Linked DNA regions of Homo sapiens: region 2 is linked to region 1. A link is an interaction called in ENCODE POLR2A ChIA-PET data of the cell type or tissue named here. Cell type or tissue: Caco-2. All regions are shown on one strand. Links, peaks and the distances in the headings refer to the core of each region. The heading gives the core; the rest is flanking DNA.

The links. Peaks named below come from ENCODE experiments on the same cell type or tissue, not always from the same donor. Only the 100,000 strongest peaks of a DNase experiment are listed, where the experiment ranks them.
Region 2: POLR2A ChIA-PET joins it to region 1 with 13 read pairs; 2 of 35 experiments call an interaction of 5 or more read pairs at or near these places.

Annotation. Positions count from the first base shown.
Region 1 is chr17:32,483,516-32,494,378 of GRCh38, forward strand. It overlaps CDK5R1 (cyclin dependent kinase 5 regulatory subunit 1), which reads left to right and starts at 3,478. Exons shown (of 2, transcript NM_003885.3): 1 at 3,478-3,647; 2 at 3,961-7,738. The coding sequence starts at 4,106. The coding sequence ends at 5,029. It overlaps MYO1D (myosin ID), which reads right to left. Exons shown (of 22, transcript NM_015194.3): 22 at 9,007-10,863. RefSeq lists enhancers at 2,264-2,765, 4,005-4,564, 7,917-8,036 and silencers at 2,838-3,367, 3,478-3,737, 3,828-4,117, 6,767-6,888, 9,612-9,661. In Caco-2, for the core only: a CTCF peak has its summit at 182 (motif pointing right); DNase peaks (open chromatin) are centred at 161, 3,106 and 3,476; H3K4me3 peaks cover 2,465 bases.
Region 2 is chr17:32,203,067-32,211,066 of GRCh38, forward strand. It overlaps RHOT1 (ras homolog family member T1), which reads left to right. Exons shown (of 20, transcript NM_001033566.3): 16 at 824-907; 17 at 3,844-3,963; 18 at 5,041-5,243. Among named protein-coding and RNA genes, the nearest start is that of RHBDL3, 59 kb to the right of the region's middle. In Caco-2, for the core only: a CTCF peak has its summit at 550 (motif pointing right); a DNase peak (open chromatin) is centred at 3,135.

The DNA.
Region 1 (10,863 bases), core at 46-8,045:
CCCTCACCTCCCTTCTGGGCTCCAGCCTTCATGGTGCCAGGACTTTCTTGTGTGTTAATGAGACTCTACTGGAGTTGGGAGCAGAGGCTCTGGTCCCCTGCTGTGTGCTAGTTATGTAATCTGTGCTGCTCAGAAGGGCCACTAGATGCTGCTCTGTGATCCCTGAAAGAACAAAGCCGACTTCCTCAGGAGTAAGGGCTCAGGCCTGCTCTATTTGGAACCCTTCTTGGAAGCTGTAGCTGGCCCCCGCCTTGACCTCCCTCCCTCGGGATGCTATGGGAAGTGGGGCATGCAGGAAGAGTGGACTCTCCGGCAGTCCACGGGCAGCCCAGCCCAGCAGGGAAGCTAACAAGCAGGCTGGCCCTTCAGGCAGCTAGAGATAGGCAATAGGCTAAGTAGGCTGATTGATGGGGGTGGGATTTGGAAATCTTCCCTGCAGTTCTATGATGAAGGCAGCTAGGAAGAAAACAGCTCTGCCTCATTCAACTGGGTCTGCCTTCTGGGTCCTTGGTTCTGCCATTTCTGGCAGTTGACTGTCCTTTCTTCCTTGCTTCCAGTTGGAGCAGTGATAGGAACTGGGGGTGGGGAGGTGGTGGTGGGTTGAATGAAAAGAGGAGCTCTGTGGTGTCTGAAAACCAGCATAACAGGCATGGCCTGGGTGATAGGAGCTCCTGGAGACCCCTCCCTTAGTCGCAGCAGCAAGTGGGCTGCCAGTGCCATCCCATTCCTGCTGTGCTGCAACTGTGACTTTGCCTTGGGCAAGTGTGAGGAGGCTGGTGTTCTGCCGAGAGCTCTGTTTGAAGGTGCTAGGGAAAGGCTGGCTGGACAAAGGTGAGAAGACACAGGGTATGGCCTGGCTTGAAAAGGCCCATGCAGAGGCATGCTGCTGCAGAGTGGGAAGCAGGGTAGTGGGGTGAGCTTGGTCCGCCTCCCCGTGAATTGGAATAGCTAGAATTGAGATTGAGAGTTAAAGGTAACAGAGTGGGCCCAGGTTTTTCTAGGGGGTGGATTTTTCTTTTTTTAGCCGAAGTGTCACTCTGTCACCCAGGCTGGAATGCAGTGGCACAATCTCAGCTCACTGCAACCTCTGCCTCCCGGGTTCAAGCTATTCTCCTGCCTCAGCCTCCCGAGTAGCTGGGATTATAGGCACCCGCCACCACGCCCAGCTAATTTTTTTAGTAGAGACGGGTTTCACCATGTTGGCCAGGCTGGTCTCAAACTCCTGACCTCAGGTGATCCGCCCGCCTTGGCCTCTGAAACTGCTGGACACAGTGTGGCCATCACGCCTGGCCGGGGTGGATTATAGGCTTCAAAATTTGGACATATTTTGGGAAGTGGAAAACATTTAACCTTGGCTCAACACTAGAATCTGAAGGGGGGCACAGAGCCAACTCAGGAGCTAGAGGCTCCAAGTAAGGGCTGAGGAAAAGAGGCTGGGGTTCGGCTTTCCTTTGAGAAGGAAAAGGGACACTTGGTCAGGGTCTCGAAGCAAATCGTTTCTTCTGGCTTTTTTTTTTTTTTTTTTTTTTTTTTTGAGATGGAGTTTCGCTCTTGTTGCCCAGGCTGGAGTGCAATGGTGCAATCTCGGCCCACTGCAACCTCTGTCTCCCAGGTTCAAGCGATTCTCCTGCCTCAGCCTCCTGAGTAGCTGAGATTACAGGTGCCTGCCACCACGCCTGGCTAATTTTTTTTGTATTTTTAGTAGAGACGGGGTTTCACCATGTTGGCTAGGCTGGTCTCGAACTCCTGACCTCAGGTGATCCACCCGCCTCGGCCTCCCAAAATACTGGGATTACAAGCATGAGCCACTGCGTCGGCCTCTTCTGGCTTCTTACTGTTACATGCAGGAGGGTTGAGGACAGCTCCATTTGAAGAGCAGGTAGGCTTGTACACTGAGGAACATTCACAGGGAGGGGCGCACTGAGCTGGGGGCCTGCCTTCCTCTTCTGAGTTCCCATAACAGCTGTTGTGGATGTTCTGAAAGGCTGTGGACAAAGTAGCCCTCTGGGTACAGAGCAATGCATTTTCCACTGTATGCCTTGCCCCCCAAGGTTCCTAAAGCCTGGAATTCCTATTGACAGAAATCTGAGTGGCACATAAACAAAACCCAGCACTTTCTGCCTTGATTGCACCATTTTGAATGATGCCAGATTCCCTTTCTGTTCCCCCTAGGACAGTTGACAGGGCTGGTGAAAGCCTAGTCGGCTGGAGTGGTCAGGTAACTGGGTGGCATCCTCTCCTCTGGAGAGCCACTCCCTCATCTCTAGGTCCAGAGATAATCTGGATTAAGACAGGGCTTAAGTTTCCTGTTTCCCAGGTTTGTGGTCAGTTTTGACTCGATCTCCAGAAACAAGGTAAAATAGTAAATGAACAACAGCCTTTGTGAAGGATCTGGATTCACATCTGACAGGAACAGCTTTCAGAAACAGAATTTTACTCAATTTCGCTAGCATCAAGTTCTCAAATTATACATACTTAGAATTGAAAACGTTTAAGAGGGTCAGAAAGCTGGCCGGAGGGGCAGTTGCTTCAGCTTTAATATGACAAATAAGAGGGCGAGTGGGAACTTAGAGGTCATATTTGTGACGGGCTCAGGCTTGGCTACGGGCCACGCTTCTCTGGCTTGGATCTCTGAGGCCCACTTCGGCCGCGGTCATCTACCCATGATGAGGGAACGGAGGCCCCGGAGGGGTGGCCAGAACCGATTGGACTGTCCACTCGAGGTGCGCGTGGCACTCGGGAGGCCTCAGTAAAGGCGTCGCCTCTCCCCGCCCAGGGCCTTCTTCCCCGCGCTCCCTGGCTGCTTTCCACAGGGACGGGGATGTCAGGTGGAAGGAGGGAGCTCCGGACCCTGGCCTCGGCGGAGGGCTCCTCACCAGGCCAGGGCGGCAGCCTCAGAGAGGGCGGGCCGCGCGCTGCCAGGGCAGGGACTCGGCCGAGAGTGCCCCCGCGGCCGGCAGCTGCGGGCGCCGCGGCGGGAACAAAGGCAGCACGTGTCTGGGCGGGACGCGGGCGGGGTCGGCCCTCGGCTCCGCCCTGCTCGGCGCCCGCCCCGCGTCGGCAGAGTTGGGTTGCGCGGGCGCCGAGGACTCTCCGGCGGCCGGGCTGCTGTTGGGCGGCGGCGCGGAGCGGGCGGCGAGCTGTGCGGGAGGGGCGGCCCCGAGGGGCGGGGCGGGCCGACGCCGCGTGTCCCGCCGCAGCCGCGGAGTCCGGCTCCTAGATGGGGCCCGGCGCGTAGAGGTGCCTCCCGCTCGTTGCCGCGTCCTACCCGCACCGTGCGCGGCTCGAGCTGAGGACACCAACGGCCGCGACTCCCCGGCGAGACCAGGCCGGAGCGTGGACGGCGCGCGCGCCCCGCGAGGGAGGGCGCTGAGGCGCGCGCCGGAAGCGGGAGCGGGAGCGGGAGCGCGGCGGCGGCGGCGAAGGTGCGGGCGGCCGAGCGGGGGGCGGGGCTGCGGTGCCTGCAGAACCTTGGACAGAAGCTCCCTAGCTGCCGCCGCCGCCGCCGCCGCCGTCGCCGCCGCCGAGCGCGAGCCCAGCCGATCCCCGCCGAGCGCCCCCGAGCGCCGCCGAGCGCCGGGACCGCGGCGGCGGGGCCGCGGCGCGCATTGCGGAGGGCGCGGAGCGCAGGAGCTGCCGCCTGCCGGGTAAGCCTGCGCTGGGCGGCCGTCCTTGGCCCTGGGGAGCGGAGACCGGGGTCGCGCCCGTGCGGGGTGTCCAGGCGGGGGTCCTCGGCCGCCTCCGTCGGCGACCGGGCCCCTCCCGGCTGCGCCTGGGGACCGCAGCGGCGGCGGCGGGCGGGGGTGCTGCAGTGGAGGCGGCGAGGCTGCGTCGCGGGGGCGCGGGTAGGGCCCGGGACTGGGGCGGCGGGGTGCGCCGAGGCGCGGGGCGGAGGGGCGCAGGGGCGCAGGGGCGCGGCGCGGAGCCCAGCCTGGCGCTAAGAACCATCTTGTTTTCCAGGCAGATCCAAGGGGGCAGCACGCTTCCCGGGAGCGCCCCCGCCTCCTCTCCGGGGCCGCCGCAGGCTCGGTGAGCGGTTTTATCCCTCCGGCCGGCAGGCTGGGCGCGCAGGGGCGCGAGCCCCCGCCCGGCGCGCAGCAGCACCATGGGCACGGTGCTGTCCCTGTCTCCCAGCTACCGGAAGGCCACGCTGTTTGAGGATGGCGCGGCCACCGTGGGCCACTATACGGCCGTACAGAACAGCAAGAACGCCAAGGACAAGAACCTGAAGCGCCACTCCATCATCTCCGTGCTGCCTTGGAAGAGAATCGTGGCCGTGTCGGCCAAGAAGAAGAACTCCAAGAAGGTGCAGCCCAACAGCAGCTACCAGAACAACATCACGCACCTCAACAATGAGAACCTGAAGAAGTCGCTGTCGTGCGCCAACCTGTCCACATTCGCCCAGCCCCCACCGGCCCAGCCGCCTGCACCCCCGGCCAGCCAGCTCTCGGGTTCCCAGACCGGGGGCTCCTCCTCAGTCAAGAAAGCCCCTCACCCTGCCGTCACCTCCGCAGGGACGCCCAAACGGGTCATCGTCCAGGCGTCCACCAGTGAGCTGCTTCGCTGCCTGGGTGAGTTTCTCTGCCGCCGGTGCTACCGCCTGAAGCACCTGTCCCCCACGGACCCCGTGCTCTGGCTGCGCAGCGTGGACCGCTCGCTGCTTCTGCAGGGCTGGCAGGACCAGGGCTTCATCACGCCGGCCAACGTGGTCTTCCTCTACATGCTCTGCAGGGATGTTATCTCCTCCGAGGTGGGCTCGGATCACGAGCTCCAGGCCGTCCTGCTGACATGCCTGTACCTCTCCTACTCCTACATGGGCAACGAGATCTCCTACCCGCTCAAGCCCTTCCTGGTGGAGAGCTGCAAGGAGGCCTTTTGGGACCGTTGCCTCTCTGTCATCAACCTCATGAGCTCAAAGATGCTGCAGATAAATGCCGACCCACACTACTTCACACAGGTCTTCTCCGACCTGAAGAACGAGAGCGGCCAGGAGGACAAGAAGCGGCTCCTCCTAGGCCTGGATCGGTGAGCACTGTAGCCTGCGTCATGGCTCAAGGATTCAATGCATTTTTAAGAATTTATTATTAAATCAGTTTTGTGTACAGTATGTGTCTAGCAAAGCCACCAAGGGCCTCACCTTTCCCACAGTCTCTCCCTGGGGTTTTTTTCATCCCTGCCAAGAACTCTGGGCACTTTTGAACTCACGAGCCTTGCGCAAAACCCAGAAGATGTATTCAGAGCCACCCAGGCCACTGACCTCCCACTTTGGGGAACTCAAAGGACTGACCTGCCCCTGCCGCCTGTGCCCTTGCTGGGTCCAGGGTAGGCAAGGCTGCCGGCTGCACCCTGTATGGAGCTAGAGAGGGGCCTCTGGCTGCCTGGCCCAGGGAGGAATTGGGGTTTCTGGTTGGAGGCCCTTTTCTGGCTCCTGTGTGGAGTTATTCACTCTCCCAGAGGCTCCTGGAGCCAGCCACCCTAACTGAGCTGCCAGTGGGGTCGTGAGGCAAGATCCCCGCCACCCGGGGACATCTTCAATCTAGGCGAGGCGAAGCTGAGCGGGTCTAGTGGAAAGATTGTGTCTGGTCGTTTGACCACACACCGCCCTGATTTGCTGTTTTCTTTTTTTAGGGAGAAGGGCTTTTCTTTAGTGGAGAAATGGAACTCGCCCCCCTACCCCCTTGTCTGCTGCTCCCAGCCACGTTGGTGGTATTGGCCGATGAGCTGGTTTGACTCATTAATTTCTCTCAATTTGGGTCCCAGCTAAAGAGGTGGGGTGAAGCTGGGGACAGCTTTCCTGGGTGAGTTTTTCTTTTGAATAATGTAGTGCAGTCACCCTGTGGCAAATGCCAGGACAGCTGCAGGTGCCCATTAGCAACGCCTGCCTTCTGGGCAAGGTGAGGGATGCCATACCTTGAGACCAAGCCGGTGCCCACCTAAGGGCTAAGGCCTCTTGCTGGTGCACATGACATTTGTCCTGCAGAGCTGGGGGGAAGGCGATGTGGTGACCCCACCCCCACCCGTTAATTTAAAGCTGTTTCTAAACAGTTGAGTTTCTTCTAAAGAGGAAGCCTTGCCCAGCAAGGACCAGTGAGACAGCCGGATCTTGGAGACAATTACAAGACGGGGAGTGAGACTCCTGATTGCTCTGGAAGCCTGCTGATTTCTACAACTGATCATTTGCAGCTGCTGGTTTTGGTTTCCACCTTACCCTACTGGCTGTAAAAACACAAATGTGTACTTTATTGATTTTCTTTCTAATTCTCCCGCATTGGTGGCTTGGGACTTGGGAGAGGGAGCAAGCCTTCCTCCATGGCCCATCACTCGGCTGTGGAGAACAAAGACCAATGTGAAGACACTACAGAGGATTCTGTCTTCCAGGCCCAGTCCACTGGGGAGTGCTGGAATGGGGACCTGGGGTGGGGAGGCAGAGGGTCACTTTACATAGGATTAAGTTCGAGGTGGCTACCGATTTCAGCACATGCACTACTGAAATTTACACAAAAAGAAAGCTGTGAAATTGAAGTCCCAATTTAAGAGTCCTGAGGCAGAACCTGGTGGCTGGAGGCATTCCCAGAGGTGGGGAAGAGAGCCTGCCCGGCCGGAGAACATCTGCCTTGCTGCACCTGAGGCCCAGCAGAGCCGTTCCTGGGACTGTCAGATAATCGGTGCAGCGGTGGAAGGAGCCTGCGGCTGCTGGCACAGACTTCACACAGCACCTCCTCTCTGCTGGGTTTCCACACAGCCTGTCTTCAGATCCTGCTGCCGCGTGCGACCAGAGGTGGGAGGCCCCTGGTGGCATGGAAGAGGGAGGGTCAGTGCCAAGTCTCAGGAGGAGGGCGCATGTGTGTATCACCCTCAGCTGGCGGAACCTGGCTGCGAACTGTGCAGTTACGTTGCATCCACAGGATTCCAGTTGCGTGTCTGTTTCCTTCTCTTTCTCCGTATTTATTTTTTTATTCTTCGGAGGAGGTGGACATTTCGGAAGTGGTGGGGACTAAGGGAAGAACTCTCTAGTTCCCTCAGTGTGAAGCCTGTCGTGTTCTCTCCCCTTGCACTGGTCATCAGTATTGTGTAAAGGAACAACTGATATACTTGAGTGTGCAAGCAAAGAACCCATTTGCCATGCTGCTATGAAGACTACTTTTAGATCAACAATAAAAAAAAACCTACAAAAAAACCTTTATTCTTTAATTGTTGCTTTTACGGTGATATTGTGCATGCAAACCAGGAGCATTTTGTGTCTTAAGAAAAATAATCTTAGAACAGATGGCTGTGAAAATTACACCCATGCACAGAACAAGCCACAGGAATAATAGTTCAGGATTTGGTTTTTCTCTTTTTCTTGTAAACCTGGAGGGTTGATATATTCTTTCCATGCAGTTATTAGAACTTAGTTTTGTTCCAACAGTTAAACTTGCAATGAAAAGAAAATGTGCCATTTTTTTCACTCAGAATTATTCATAGCTGTATATTTGAAACTGCTAATTACACACGTGTGATGTATGTTGGTTTTTTAGTGCAATTTCTTCTGTAGCTATTCTTTGACCAAACTGTGGGTATTGTTAATATTAATTTATATTTGTCTCATTTTGTATGTATGTGTAGTGTGTTTGTGAGTATGTGTGGTTTATAATCTGACAAAGTCATGAAGCTCAGTTTGGCTGTAATTTAATTCCCCTTCCCTTATTTTTATTTATTTTTGTACTGTGCTGATTCAATAAAATGCACTGACCATCCATTACAGAGACCTCTTTTTGTGGGCAGGCTGGGGCCCCCTTTACTAAATGATTCATGCACTCAGAACATAATTGGATTTGTGTTATTGGGGAGGGGAGGACAGAGTTGGGGGCGAGGGCTTAACACACTAAGGTGATTAAGAAGGAAGCACAGGTTAAGTCAGCTTTGGTTTAGCGTCGGCCGAGGTGAGGGCAGCTGTTTCCCAAAGGCTCCCGTGGCAGAGCTGGGTGACTGGAACCTCCGGCCAAGGAGGGTCAGGCCCAAGCATGGCCTGGTGAGGTCTGGCCGGGTGGGTCCTGCAGGGGCTCTGGACCCTAGACTCCCTGTGTCGAGGTGTGACTCTGAAGCTGCTGCTCCCACGTATTCTTGGGCTTGGCTCTGCTCTGTGCTCCCTTCCCCCGGGGTCTCCCAGGCCAGCAGGGGTGGGCTGGCGTCCACATGGGCCAACCCTGCAGGTTTAGCTCCATGCGGGTTTCCAGGAGGGAGAAATCCAGCCCTGTGGCTCCCAGGGAAGCAGCCACTCCAGCCCATAATTGCGGCAAGGGTGGGGTTCCTACCAGCTCTATCTGTACCTGTCCTGACTGCCAGCCTGAGGCCTGCACGTGCCACCAGCGTCAGCCTCAGGAAGAGGGTTATGGGGATGCTGGATGTGGCCCTCCCCAGGCCCTGCACCCTGCGGTCTGAAGCTGCTCCTGAGTACTAGGAAAGTCTTTCTTGTCCTCAAGTTGTAGCTTGGGAGCTGTCAGCCTTGTGATCAAGGCCACTTGCTTTCCACAAAGCAACTGCCTTCGTCTGAGTTACAGAAGCCACCGCTGCGTGTTCTTTTCTGCCAATGACCAGTGACCGGAAGCACCCTGGCTGCAGGACCCTTGGGTGCTGGCCATGCCCTGTTGCTCCCTCAGGGCCTTGCTCCCTTCCCCAGGAGGAGCTGCTGCTTCCTCTCACTCTCCCTGCCGCCCCCACACTTCCTCCCAGCACCTTTCACTCCGCTGGCCTGGCCTGTCCCCAGTCTGCTGCTGTAGGTCTCTGAGCCTTTCCTTTCTACATACGTGCTTCTATTGCAGTAAACATATTCCCTGGCACTAAGCAGTGTGCTTCCAGCTGCCAGCGCACAGGCCTCAAGATGGCAGGAGAAAGTGCTGGGACTCAACCCCACGGCCTCCTTCCCTCCTCACACCTCCGGTCCACAGCTTGCTTCTTGCTCACTTTTTGTTCAAAAGCCTCAGGCAAATCATCCTCCATTTTACATGATTTGTGCTTAATTCTCCCTTCTATCCTCCCAGATAATGGTTGACTTTATTTAAGCAAAAATTTCACCAAGTTTTCAGTGACAGATAAGCAGAACACCTTTAAAAATAAGATTTAATGCTTTATTGCTCTTGATGGCAAATCAAAATATGCTTTAGAAATAAAGTTAATTTACTGGAAAATAGGAGTTTTTGCACCAAACCATAAAATTGCATTTCATTACATCAAGAGAACCCCCTCATTGTCTACAATCATGCCCGCTTCCTTTCCCCTCAGCGCCCGGGACACGTGACCGAGATCATACCCTAAATTCCTGATCCTTTTGCAGTTGCCACATACTGTGGCTTTTAGTACATCATAAAAAAGTGCTTGTCCTGTGGCCTCAGCTGGGAGGCCCTGGCGCTGGGGCTAAGGGGCCCAAGGCACCATCCAAAGGCTGGGAGGAAAGAACCCAAACCCAGGCCCTCCTCCTGCCCTCCAGCCTTTGACAGGCAACTCATTTGGCATGATCTGTTTTGGTGTGTTTAAAACATACATTTGCATGTGTCTAGTGTAAAGCAACAAGTTTGAGGAAATAAGTGGAAGGAGAGAGGAAGTTCCAGTTAGATGGTTCCACTAGTGTCTACTGGTAATTGGCAAAACTATGAGTGTTGCTAATCTGGGCTGAGGGCACCTCTGCCTGTGCAGGCAGCTGACCAGGCTTGGAGAATGAGAAAGGGTTCCCAAGGACAGGATGCCAGCGGGATTCTTTGTTGCAAACTGCACACAGTGCAATTTTTGGGAAGCAGGGATGGGGAGTGGGCATGAGACCGGGTTGTTGGGACCACTCTGGGGTCAGGCCCTGGGTGAGGCACAGGAGGCTGCACACAGGCACTTGGTGGGTTCTGCCGGGTCAGGGTGGGAAGGCAGGAGAAGTGTCTGTGGCAGGACGGGAAGAAGCTTCAGTACATCCCTCTCTTGCACCTCTGCCCACTCCACCTGAGGCGTTGGCTCCCTCCCCCTCATCCTCTCACCACATGCCTGAGGCGTAGGCTCCCCTCATCCTCTCACCGCATGGGGCATTTGCTCCCAGCCTCTACTTCCCTCAAGGCCTTCTCAGCAGCTGGGGCTCAGTGGGGAAGGTGGTCTCAGAAGGCCCCTGAAGCATACGTGCTTTTGCTGGGCAGAAACTGGCAAGCTGGCAGTGCTCCCTGGCACCAGTTTCACGGGCGCAGGCCCCAAGGGGCCGTGTAGAGGGCGGGGTGGGCATCCTGGCCTGGCCTGCAGTGCCAGGACCCCACGCTGTGCTGCTGCCCCGCTTCCTGCTTCCCGTCATCCCGTGTCTTGACCCCGCCCTTGCTGTTTCTCTGAGTAGGAAACGCAGCGGGAGGTGGTCCAGAGGGAAAGCGGCCGACCCTGAGGGCTGCCCTCACCCTGGCAGCTCCCCGTTCTCATTAGGGTTCCTGACCCAAGTGTGGTGACAGCAGGTATCTGATTAGCAACCCTGCAAACGGTGAAAGTATCTATAAGAGGACCACAGCCACAGGCTGCGAGTTAAGTAAGATGATCCTTGGAGCATGCCACACTGTCCTCTCCAGAGCGGTGGTCAGAGGCCCTGGTGGGGGCCTTGGTGGCAAAGGGAGTCTCCCAGGGGAGAACCTGGGAAGGATGGACTCACTCTGCTGGATGGGCTGTTCCGCTCCTGCCACTGGCTCCTGGCTGAGGGGCTGGCCCTGTGGGTGACTCTGCTCACCCAGTGGCTTTGGCTGGCGGCTGGGAGTTGGGTTGGGGTGGGTCCGCCGAACTCTGAGCAGAGCCTCCCTGAGCTGGGTCCCCAGGGCTGGCTCACCTTGGGCAAGAGAGGTGGCTATGGGGCTCCCGCAGAGTGGGGTCCTGCAT
Region 2 (8,000 bases), core at 1-8,000, 280 kb before region 1:
TTTCATTGATATTAGCTATCATTTGTCTTTTTTTAACCAGTGTTTAAATGGGCATTAAATGACTACAGATGTGAAAGCACCTAACACAGTCCTTGGCATGAAGTAAATGCACAGTAAATATTTTGAATTGAATATTGATATCTAGTTCTTACTACTCCCTTGAGTAAGAAGAAGAAGACATATTTCTTTTCTTCTTCTTCTTCTTTTTTTTTTTTTTTTTTTTTTTTGAGGCGAGGCATTGCTCTGTTGCCCAGGCTGGAGTTCAGTGACATGATCATGGCTCACTGCAGCCTCAACCACCTGGGCTTAGGTGATCCTCCCACCTCAGCCCCTGGAGCAGCTGGGACCACAGGCGTGAACCACCAGGCCCAGCTAATTTTTGTATTTTTAGTAGAGATGGGGTTTCGCCATGTTGCCCAGGCTGGTCTTGAACTACTTGGCCTCCCAAAGTGCTGGGATTACAGGCATGTGCCACCACACCCTGCCGACATATTTCTAGATGGGTATTAATCTCGATCAGACCAAATTATGGTATAATGAAGATTGCCAGCAGGTGGCTCTAGAATATACTTTCAGTAATACGGATAGTTTCCTTCCTTTTTAGCTACTGCTTGTACTTTATGCAGAACAAATACATCTTTTATTTTAGGTCTTAAGAACTAAGAAACATAAAATCAATATCTCCTTTGTACTGATAAATAGTACACAGTGTAGGGAAGAATGCCCTTTTATTTATAACACACCTGCACATATACACAGAGATGTTTGTATATTGTTGAAAACTAGTTACTGCAGATATTGAGATTTTCGGTTCTGTTTTCAGAGGCAGAAGAAAATTCGTGAAGATCATAAATCCTACTATGCGATTAACACTGTTTATGTATATGGACAAGAGAAATACTTGTTGGTAAGAAATTCTGTGGCATACAAAAATTACTAATTATTGGGTACATTTTTAAATGACTCTTTGAAAACAAATTGGCTTCAATTGAATGACTCTCTGTAGAACTTCTGTGTGATTTTTTTTTTATTTAATTTTTTTTAGAGACACGGTCTCACTATGTTGCCCTGGCGAGCTCTTGGGCTCGAGGGATCTCCCACTTCAGCCTCCCAAGGAGCTGGGACTGCAGGCATGTGCCACCATGCCAAGCTTGATTTTATTTTTTTTCATCTGGTTTATTCATTAGAATTTTAAGTCTTTTGGCTAGGCGTGGTGGCTCACGCCTGTAATCCCAGCACTTTGGGAGGCCAAGGCGGGCGGATCACCTGAGGTCGGGAGTTTGAGACCAGCCTGACCAACATGGAGAAACCCCGTCTCTACTAAAAATACAAAATTAGCCGGGCATGGTGGTTCATGCCTGTAATCCCAGCTACTCGGGAGGCTGAGGCAAGAGAATCGCTTGAACCCAGGAGGTGGAGGTTGTGGTGAGCCAAGATAATGCCTGCCTGGGCAACAAGAGCGAAACTCCATCTCCAGAAAAAAAAAAAAAAAAAGAATTTTAAGTATTTTTATCATGTGATGATTACATAGGTTTAGATATAAATAAAAATTCATCATTTAAAAAAATTAAAAAAAAAATTAAGTTGGTACACTTAATTGTATGTTAGCTATACCACAATAAGAAAGTTGAGAAAAATGGGTTAGGCATGGTGGCTCACGCCTGTAATCCCAACACTTTGGGAGGCTGAGTCAGGTGGATCACCTGAGGTCAGGAGTTCGAGACCAGCCTGGCCCTAGTGAAACCCTGTCTACTAAAAGTACAAAAATTAGCTGGGCGTGGTGGCACGTGCCTGTAATCCCAGGTACTTAGGAGGCTGAGGCAGGAGAATCACTTGAACCTGGGAGGCGGAGGTTGTAGTGAGCCAAGATTGTGCCACTGCACTCCAGCCTGGGCAACAAAGTGAGACTCCGTCTCAAAAAAAAAAAAAAGTCGAAAAAACTGAACTCCCCTTTTACTTTCTTCTACTTCTATTTTTTTTTTTTTAAATTTTACTTTAAGTTCTGGGATACATGTGCAGGTTTGTTGCATAGGTCAACCCATCATCTAGGTTTTAAGACCCGCATGCATTAGGTATTTGTCCTAATGCTCTCCCTCCCCTTGCCCCTCACCCCCTGACAGGCCCCTGTGTGTGATGTTCCCCTCCCTGTGTCCATGTGTTCTCATTGTTCAACTCCCACACTTATGAGTGAGAACATGCAGTGTTTGGTTTTCTGTTCCTGTGTTAGTTTGCTGAGAATGACGGCTTCCAGTTTCATCCATGTCCCTGCAAAGGACATGAACTCATTCTTTATTTATGGCTGCATACTTCTATTTTTTTAAAAAAATATTTCCTGTACTATTGACTAGAAATTAATATGAAAACCCTGCTAGTGCTTGGTAGTTTATCTGTAATCTGAATCAAGTTTATTTAGCAGGGAAGGGAGTATTTAACAAATATGTTAGCCTTAAAAATGTATAGGCTACTCTAGGCACACTGCCTATGGGTTAGCCCTGCTCTGCAAGGAGCAATAAAATCAAACAAACAATAAAAAAAGTACAAAAGAAGAGCTGAAAAGACACTATGAAATACAGTAGAAGGAGGGTTATATGGGCCAGGTGTGGTGGCTCATGCCTCTAATCCCAGCACTTTGGGAGGCCGAGGCGGGTGGATCACCCTAGCCTGACCAACGTGGAGAAACCCTGTCCCGGGCTGGTCTCAAACTCCTGGGCTCAAGCGATCTGCCCACCTCAGTCTCCCAAAGTGCTGGGATTACAGGTGTGAGCCACAGTGCCCACCCCTGAATTTTACTCTTGTTGGAGATCATTATAGCATAGATGGAATATTTAAGAAATTTTATAATAAGCACCGAAGAGTGGCAGTGAAACAGAACAAAAATGACCTTACTGTAAAGAGTCATTTGCTTTTTGTTTTTGATTAGTGGGGAGAAAAGGTGTGGTAGAAAGAAAATAGATTTGAGAATCATATCTGAGTTTAAATTTTGATTTGATAACTTCTTAGATGTGTACCATGGGCAGCTGACTTAATCTTTCTAGCCCGTCTCCTTATCTGCAGAATGTAAACAATGCATGTAGAGGGCCTGCCCCCACACATTAGTCACTCACTAATACTAGCTTCCATAGAATCTTTTTTTTTTTTTTTTTTTTTTTTTTTTTTGAGACAAGGTTTCACTTTTGTCACCCAGGCTGGAATGCAGCGGCGTGATCTCGGCTCACTGTAACCTCTGCTTTCCAGGCTCAAGCGATTCTCCTGCCTTAGCCTCCCCAGTAGCTGGGACTACAGGCACACGTCACTGCACCTGGCTAAGCTTCCACAGAATCTTAATCACCATTTTTAGTCTGCAGAATCAGAAGATACTTATTTGTCTATACTTTCTTTTTTTTTTTTTTTTTTTTTTTTTTTTGAGACTGAGTCTTGCTCTGTCGCCCAGGCTGGAGTGCAGTGGCGCAATCTCTGCTCACTGCGAGCTCCGCCTCCCGGGTTCATGCCATTCTCCTGCCTCAGCCTCCCTAGTAGCTGGGACTACAGGCACCCGCCACCACACCTGGCTAATTTGTTTTGTATTTTTAGTATAGGCAGGGTTTCACTATGTTGGCCATGCTGGTCTCGAACTCCTGACCTTGTGATCCGCCCACCTCGGCCTCCCAAAGTGCTGGGATTACAAGCGTGAGCCACCGCGCCCAGCCTTGTCTATACTTTCTACTTTTAAAACTGGCCTGAAAAGTTATGCTTAACCAGTACTTTTAAACTTAGGAAGTCCAGGGAAGGAAGTAATAAGCTATCATGACTTAATATATCAATATTATGATACTTATATTTTTCATTATCTTTTTCTTTTACAAGTTGCATGATATCTCAGAATCGGAATTTCTAACTGAAGCTGAAATCATTTGTGATGTTGTATGCCTGGTATATGATGTCAGCAATCCCAAATCCTTTGAATACTGTGCCAGGATTTTTAAGGTTTGTTGCTCCTACAGACTATGACTGAATGTAACTTCATATGGACTTTTTATGGAATTGCAGTGTGGTGTTTCCTAACCACAAAAATGCAACAAAATCATGTGTATTTTAAAAATACATACATCTTTACCCTATTCCTGAAGGTTCTGGTTTTGTTCTAAAGTGGTAGAGTCTCAGACATACATATTTCTGAAAGTTTTCGACATGTGATTGTGAGGTGCATTCCTGATTGAGAACTTTTACATTAATGCAAGCTCTTCCCAGCTGTTAAAAGTTACATATGTCTGCCTTCTCTCTGATGAAAAAAAAGAGTAGTACATATGGATTATATATTGCCAAATATACCAAGAATAACAGCCAGAGGAAAGGGATAAATCTGAAGCTTAGAAAGTCTATCAGTCACTTAGGGATTATCAATAAGATTCAATAGGAGTAAAAAGCTATATGTACAAAGGTGTTTATTCTAGCATTGTTTTTAACAGGAAAAAACTGGAAATAATCAAGATGGCTAACAATGGACGATGATTTACTGAAGTAAGATAAAATAATCTAGTGGAATGTTAGGCAATATTTAAATTAAAAAATAAAAACAATAAATGTAAAATTAAAAATAGTTTTGAATTCTGAAGAATATGGAGGACACAGTATTACATTTTTAAGTGGTTATGTCCAGCATGACTGCGACTATACAGACACACATAAAAATGCATGTGCTCAAGGACTAGAGGTGATATTAAAAAATGAAAGTAGTTTTTATAAAAGAATTTAGGTGGATTTCTTTATATTTCAAAATATGTGTGTTTAATGTGTGTTTTTAATTACATGTTTTTTTTAATTGTAATAAATCTAAGGAATCAGTATAGGTCTGTTTTGTCATCAGCATTGGAAAAGTGATCTGGATCTTATTTATTATATGAGATTTACCTAGACCACTGCCAATCTTTGCCTTTTGGTTCACTTTTTCGCTTTGAAACTACTGTTGCTTTGCCCATCTGGAGGAAATGCTTGGTTCACATTTAATTAAATAGTAATTTTTGAACTTGTTATCAGATTTTGATTTCATTTTTTATTCCATAGCAACACTTTATGGACAGCAGAATACCTTGCTTAATCGTAGCTGCAAAGTCAGACCTGCATGAAGTTAAACAAGAATACAGTATTTCACCTACTGATTTCTGCAGGAAACACAAAATGCCTCCACCACAAGCCTTCACTTGCAATACTGCTGATGCCCCCAGTAAGGATATCTTTGTTAAATTGACAACAATGGCCATGTATCCGTAAGTACTTGCTGTCTTCATTTTCATGTTGCATGGTTCATAACATTGCATGCCATTATTAGCCATGAAGGGAATATCTTTGTCACATAGGAATTGTTCAGCAACAGAAAGATACTTTGTAATGAGAAGGTACAAATTTGAGTAAATGCAAGTTTGGTTTGAATGCCATAATAAAATGATATAAACAGTGCTTCTGACAATATCTGTATATTTTTGAGCAGGCTGTAACTATCTTAATAGAATAGTACAATAAAACACAACCCCCCACCCAGCATTAAAAAATAGTTTTACTGGAATAAAATGGGTTTGGCATCATGTTGTTTTATGCTTATAAAGCATTTTCATATGAACAGAAAGTTTATATTTTTCTGTTTTTGACCTTAGGTATATGAAGTTTTCTAAAATATTTTATTAATTTATGTTGAAATTGTGGGTATGCTTCAGTTAGGATATGTCTTTTTTAAGTGCTGTAAAGAGTAGTTGTAATTGGAATTTCTACTGTATAAATGTTTTACATTAAGTGTTACGAGCCACAAATTTCATGTACATTTATTATATATCTATACATGCATATGCACAAGCACATAACTGTGGTCATCTCTGTAGTTTACTAACTGCCTTAAAATTGCATGGTTCTTAATGGCATTCGCCTCAAGTAGTGTGTTTGTATAAATTCTGTTTTGTAACAAAATAGTTTTTCAGGCAGTGCGTTTCTCAGGACTTTATAGCTTATTCTACTTATTCTTATGTTAGTCTCTAAATTATTTTTCTTCTTATGAAAACTACAGTGTAACACAGAGTAATAATCAAACATTGCTATAAACCAAGAATGACATTTTTCAAAAAGGTGTTGATTTGTACAGATTTTTAAAGTCAGTTAACTTTACTGCTATTTTATTACCTAATACTTTTTTTAGATGCAACAAACCCTTGAATTTCTATTTGTATTCGAAGACAAGTCATTCCTATTATTATAGAATAACCAAAACCTTATTTATGTTTTACCTTTGCTTTAAAACTCTCATGTATGTTATCTACAGAGAGGATCATTACAGAGACAGACTCTCCCGAGACATGGGCCACACTGATAGAATAGAGAATTTGAGAAAAATCTGGGTCTTTCTAAAAACTGCTTTGTAAGTTACTTTTTCTTTATGACTTCTGTGGGATTTTGTTGATATTTTCTTAGAGAATGACCAAATCTCCTTTCTTGCCATAATTAACATTTAGTAATTATGTAGAAACGCACTGCTTGGTCAGGCTTCCTGCCTAGCTATATATTACGTTGTCTTCCTTACTACATAAATGTACTTCTTTAATCTTGTGATTACAGTAACTGCAAGTGTGTTTTTACATCTGCATTTTTAAAACATTTTACTGTAATTCTGTTGTGTGTGTGTGTGTTATATGATAAATGTACATACATGGACCACTTGTTTATATGGTTAATCCCAAACTACTTCTCATGAAGCATCTCCCTGTTGCTAAGCATACTTTGCATCTCTCCTTTTTGGTGGGTGGAGCCTTGTGTATGTTAAAGAATCAGATTTGATTTATAAAATAACAGATGGATTCCAGTATGACAGCTGGCAGAGACTTAGTAGCAGTGATTTGTTCATCATCACAAGTCAAAAAAAATGAAAAAAAAATGAAAAAGGAATGTCTTGGGCCTATACAAGTTTTTTTTTTTAATTCTTGTTTTTCTTCATATTGGGAATTAGGCATTATTGGAATGCTGCTAATCGTTACAACCATGCCACCATGTGCTGTGGTCTCATCAGATCTCATAAGCTAAGCCAAGTCAGATTGGGCCAGTCTTTTGACTGAGAAGCCTATAAAAAAATGTTCAGGTGTTACAGGAAGTGATGTCATTGATTCATCAGGTGGCGCTCTTCTGAGTGGGTTCTGAACCAGTACCTCTTCATGGGTGGTGTGATGGCTTTGTATGAATGAGTGGCTCTGACCACTGAACAGTCATTGGAGACCCCCTACTTTGGTAGTTAGAGCCGAGGTGAAATGGGTTGCCCCCTGTGCCTGCACCAACTAGTGCAACTCTCCTCAACCAGAAAGGAGTCAGAAAGCCTCCCTAAATTTCATATCTGATTTCAATTGGATCCATTGTTGATTTTACATCCTTACCCAGAGTTTCATACTGTCATATATAGCTGCTGTGTTTGGGTAGCAGATGAAATCAACCCTATATTTTATTTGAGTAGAAATTTATAAAGCACCTTGATTTAGTTCCTTTGAGAGCCAGGGTGCTTGATGAATTAAAGACGTTGTTGTTCACATCTTCTCAGGGTTGAATACACTTGTCTTTTGACTCATTTGTATATTTATCATTCTTCTCCTTCCTGGTTTTCAGGCATGTGTGTATGCTGAGGGAGGAGGAGGAGGAGGGAATCGTTATTTAAACGCTAGCAAACTTTGTCCTTTTGGTGGGTGCTTATGGCTTACTCAGGTTTTCTTTTTATTAATTTAGACGAGGGTGCCATCTATTGCTGTGCATATTTATTCCACAAAAATTCATGTAATAATAATTCCATCCCCCCTCCAAAAAAAGCAAAAGTATCAGCTAATTTTCCCTAGATTTTCTACAGGGAGGGAGGAGGAAGCTATTACTATTTATTATGTTTTTGGTAAATGTGGAATTCTGCACAACTTTAGCATGCCCCATACTGTCCTTTTCCTTTCTACAAAGAGTGTTGCTTATGCCTAAGTCTTTTTTTTTTAAGTTGGCACACCCTGACTTGTGCC